2 separate regions of the Homo sapiens genome follow, and region 2 is linked to region 1. A link is a contact called in ENCODE POLR2A ChIA-PET data. All regions are on one chromosome and are shown on one strand. Each heading gives the region's core, a stretch centred on a gene start or an enhancer-like site at or near the end of the contact. The rest is flanking DNA. Distances are from core to core; before and after follow the strand shown. Region 1 holds the start of MIR181A2HG (MIR181A2 host gene). Region 2 overlaps MAPKAP1 (MAPK associated protein 1).

Region 1 (2,509 bases), core at 7-2,506:
AAACAGCTTTTCTCGGGTTAAGACAAGAGAATAATTCTGGGGTAGTCCTCATATGGAAGGTGCTGCATAATATAGTCAACATCTAAAAAATTCCAAGTACAAACATCCAAACCCAAAATTTACAGCAAAAGAGACAGATGGAATTATTTCAACAACTGTGAGAAAGGCAAGAAATAAACAGAACTATTGGTATGTTTAAGTATCAATTTAGGACTCTATAAGCTAATTTCTAAAGAGACAAGAAAGTCCACGGAAAAAAATGATTGGTCCATGTAGAGTAGATTTCATATATCAGAGTCAAGGTCTCACAAAACAACTTTACTGTTTTGAAACTTTAAAGAAGTGTCAACTTGCATTAAATAAACAAAGCAACTGCCATGTACTAAACAAAAATGTCACAAATGACAGTCCTGTATAATGACCTGGTTTCCCAGTGGCTCAGAAAGATGGAAAATAAACCCCAAGGACCCTAGTTCAGACAGACTGAAGAGAGCAGACCGTGGCTGTCTTGCATGATTAAAGGCTATGTCACAGCTCAGTAGGGTCCATGCTTTCATAGCTTCCCCCCCCCAGCAACCCCTAATGTGACTAGGACTGGGACAAGAGTGACAGTCTCACAAAGGGGATAAAAAGACATAAAGCTTCTTCCTCATACATCCAAACACTCCAGAATCTAAAACTTCACTTCTCTGTTGTCCATCTATCCAATTTTCATTAAGAGCAATTTATATCATATAGAGGCTTCAAAGTCAAATATGCCACTTTTATTTTTACCTTATCAAACCTATAAAATCAAGACCAAGGGTTGGTCTGGATATGAAGCTTGGTTAGGATCACAATAAATTTTCAAATCAAATAATTGGTTTCAGTTAGAGCCAAGTTTATCAACAATAGGGTGATTTAGGATTCAGGAAAAATCGGCTGCCTATTTGTATTTCAGAAAGACTAGTATTTCTTCTGACACAAGTAGAGAGGTGTAAGCAACCTCTGGGTGGGTAATGCCACCAAACAAAAGCAACACCTTCAAAGTCTCTCAGTGACTAGAGGCAGCCAGACACTCAAACTGCCAGTCCTGAATTACGGCCTCTGAATGGTGAGGGCTTCACATTTCACCGATCAGGGCACAGCCCAATCAGAAGACAAACCCCTGCACTGCCAGGGACCAGCAAATCCGCTTTCTTCCAGTGTGCACATGACTAAATGTGCTTCTGTCCATCATCTGGGTCATATATAGTTCAATGCGAGCTGAGCAGACAGGGCTGCAAGGAAATCTGGCGCGGTTCAATACCTCGTCTAGCCTGGGTTCCAGTATCTAATTTTTTTTTTGTTTTAACTGACAAACTCATTTCTCTACTGGGACAGGATGCTGTGCTGGCTGGAAGTTCCATTTCTACAGCAAGAATCCTATCTGGAAACACAGAAGTTGTCCTCTAGCCACAGCAGCTCGAACTTTTTTGATTGTCGTTGCTGCTTTCTCCCATCACCCCCATCCCCTTTTGACAAAGATCCAACTGTAAAAAGTCTTACGTAACAGTTCAGGACTACTTCGGTTCTTTTACTGGGTAAGCACTTTCAATTTTTTTTTTTTAACTAAAAGCCATTTTAAAATTGAATCTGTTGAGGGGCTTGACTAAAATCTTTTAAGTAATTTGTGTAATGGAATACTGTCAGTGGATTTTTTCGTCTCATTTCTGCACGTGCTCCTTTGTTCTCAGAACAGAAGCTTTTTATACACATCCCATAACGCAGCTGGAGAGAGTTATGAAGTCAGTTATTATAAGGAACACAAAGGTTGCTTTCCATTCTTTGCCTTTAGATAATTAATTTTTTTGTTTTCTTAAAATGGAGTATTTAAAGAAGGAAGAAATTCACAAGAAATAAACTGTTGGAGAATTTAGAAAAGTTTGAAGTTTTTACCACCTTTTCTATCTCTAGTTTTGTGTGGCCAAACACTTGTGCCGCCTGGGGCGGTGGGGGTAGAGGCAAGCATAGACAGAGAGGAACTAAGCCAGACATGGACAAAGGCACGAGCCAAAACCAGACAGTCCTGGCCGTTCGATAGGCCAGCAGTGGGTGAGACAGGTCAGCCAGCTGCAGGGGCGGGAGCGGGGGGGCGGGTAGGGACATGGATGTGTGAGGTGCTCATGCGTGCGATCGTGACTAGATTCTGAAACTGCCAGCCATTTTCCCAGCTCCGCTTTGTGCAATCTAAAGGAATGCATCCCCTCTGAAGCAGTCTTGCCAGAGCCTAGTGAGGGAGAGAAGTATGGTAAATACCACAACATATGGAATCAGAAAATACCGGGAACTGGAGTGGGCAAGGGGGAATGCAGAGGGTGTGGAAATTTTTTAGTGATCTGGAATGTGTTGAGTGACAGGAAGTGCCCCAAGCTTCTCCCCCACCAACTCTTCTCAGTCGCGCCTGCTTTTGTCTAACTCTTGTAATCTACACACTACTGCTTACAAAGCTGTCTGAGTTTAAGACAAAAAGAAACCTAAAAGTCTCCTT
Region 2 (2,509 bases), core at 4-2,503, 850 kb after region 1:
GGTAACAACCTGGGGGAAGGCAGGGTGGTTAAGCTGCATATGAAACTCGATATCTAAATCCAAATGGAAAACTGCTTTTTATAAATCTGCATTTCTCTCCATAATCCTCACCTGAATAGTGGATATTTCACAGAGAAAGATTATAGTATTTTACACATTTTCCCTCCAAAAAGGCCAGGATGATAATTTCAGGTCTTACTGTGTAATGAGAGGCAGGGTATATACGAGAGGCAATATAGCCAGGTGGTTAAGGGCATAAACTTGGGGCCCAATTGCCTTGGCCTAAGTCCTGGCCAAGCAATTTTGCTGTATGACTTTGGGCCAACTTAACCTCTCAGTTTTCTTCTTTATAAAACAGGGGATAATAATAGCACCTACCTCACAGGATTGTCTAAAGTTTCAACGAACTAATAGTTGTAAGGCAGTTGGAACAATGTCCAATGCATTAATAGTGTGATTTAAGTATCAGCTATCATCATCACCATCATCATCATCATCATCATCATCATCATCATCATCATCAGACTGTAATAATACTAAGTGATCCTAACAGCATGGACAATCTAACTACCACCATCACAGGCCCTACTATGTGACAAGTGCTGTGCTAGGTCTTTTATGTACAGATCATCTCATTCACTCTTTGGTCACCCTAAGATGTAAAGAGTTTATAAACCCACTTAAGAGAGGAGAAACTGTGATTTATAGAGGTTAAATAACTTGCTCAGTGTCCCTCAGGAACTAGTAGAAGTGAGAGAATTCATACCTAGGACTGCCCAGGCCTGCACTCTCTATATTGCATTATGAACCACAGCATCTCACTCACACAAAGTTCTTAATAAATGCCTGTTGACAGTGAAGATTATGATAACCCAGACCTATATCAAAGTACAGTCTCCATCAAATACTTGTTTAATTTTTAGGAGGCTGACATGGGAGGAAAATAAAAATAGCATCCAAAAGCCATTTCAAAAAGACAAACTGTGAGGTCAATTTCTATGAATATACTTTTTGCCAAAGAAATGATTATATAAAATATAAAGGGCTCTTTCACACTGAACAGGACAAGGTTCTCAAGGCAACATCCACACTTTGGAAAGAGGATTTAAAAAGTCACAGCTGCGCATGAAGCCGCATACCCTCCATTTCACAGCAGAGAGGAACACAAAAGGAAGATTCTGGGAAGCAGTTACTCTGCAGCGACGGGAAAACCTGCTTGGGCATTCCAATGATGTATTTATTGCAGTAATACCATGTCACCGAATGGCCTAGGAACAAAATATTGCTTTGGGCACTTTGGGAGGGTTCCAAGTTATAATACCCAGGCAGGATTTTTATGGGATTTTGTAAACCCGAGGCAAACATCTCAGCACATAAGTTTCAAAGAAAATCTGCAGAATCTGTTGGTTGGTGGCTACATGCTCAGAGCAGCTTCCTCGATCCCTTTAACCCCTAACTGAAACATAAAAGGTTTTAGCATGCAATTCTTTAACAGCTGCTAGCTAGCTGAAAGCTGAAATCCAATGGAAAGCAAGTGCCTGCCAAAGTCCGAAGAGAGGGAAGACACACTGTCGCCTCCATTGCTCTGTGTCTTCTTTCTAGAGACCCGTGGGAGAAACTTCTTTCAGATCCTGGTATCAGGAAAAGCTGTACTTCCCTGGAGCAAAGGGCTTGCTTTTGTATCTTTAGAAAGTTTAACATAAATCTTGTAACTAGCTCCTATCATGTCCCTTTCTCCTTTGCCCATCAGGAAGCTCAGCACTAAATGTTCGTGTGACTATGATGACCTGGACATGCATTTCTCTGCCAGCTCCTCCTCCTGGGGACTCGTAAACTTGTCGTTTAATCTTTATGTTTCTTTTCCTCTCACGTAGTTTATTGGTTCGTATGTATACATATTTTTTTTTTGTTTCTTTTGAGATGGAGTCTTGCTCTGTCGCCCAGGTTGGAGTGCAGTGGCGCAATCTCGGCTCACTGCAAGCTCCGCCTCCCGGGTTCACGCTATTCTCCTGCCTCAGCCTCCCAAGTAGCTGGGACTACAGGCGCCCGCCACCATGCCCGGCTAATTTTTTTGTATTTTTTAGTAGAGACGGGGTTTCACCATGTTAGCCAGGATGGTCTCGATCTCCTGACCTTGTGATCCACCTGTCTCGGCCTCCCAAAGTGCTAGGATTACAGGCGTGAGCCACTGTGCCCAGCCTCGTATGTATATTTTTTTAAGAGGTGGGGTCTCGCTATATTGCCCAGGCTGGAGTGCAGTGGCTGTTCACAGGTGCGATCCCATTACCGATCAGCACAGGCGTTTTGACCTGCACGTTTCCAACATGGGCCGGTTTACCCCTCCTTAGGCAACCTGGTGGTTACCCACTCCCGGGAGCTCACCATACTGATGCTGAACTTAGTGTGGACATCTGATCAGCATAGCGCTGATCTAGGCTGTAGCCCAGAAATCCTGGACTCAAGCAACCCTCCCATATCAGCCTCCTGAGGAGCTGGGACCACAGGTACA

What was found. ChIA-PET counts read pairs that join two places held with the same protein, here RNA polymerase II (POLR2A).
Region 2: POLR2A ChIA-PET joins it to region 1 with 10 read pairs in BJ. The contact joins the enhancer-like site here to the promoter of MIR181A2HG in region 1. POLR2A ChIA-PET finds 5 or more read pairs at or near these places in 2 of 52 experiments (AG04450 and BJ).

What each region holds. Positions count from the first base shown.
Region 1 is chr9:124,657,180-124,659,688 of GRCh38, forward strand. MIR181A2HG (MIR181A2 host gene) reads left to right here and starts at 1,257. Exons shown (of 2, transcript NR_038975.1): 1 at 1,257-1,562. The region is part of intron 2 of NR6A1 (nuclear receptor subfamily 6 group A member 1); the gene reads right to left. RefSeq lists enhancers at 1,304-1,423, 2,245-2,294.
Region 2 is chr9:125,510,683-125,513,191 of GRCh38, forward strand. All of the region lies in intron 7 of MAPKAP1 (MAPK associated protein 1), which reads right to left. It also overlaps the pseudogene RN7SL30P. Among named protein-coding and RNA genes, the nearest start is that of MAPKAP1, 200 kb to the right of the region's middle. Within about 2 kb of position 1,254, at least 3 of the 41 ENCODE cell types and tissues checked have a DNase peak (open chromatin) inside an H3K27ac peak, as active enhancers do.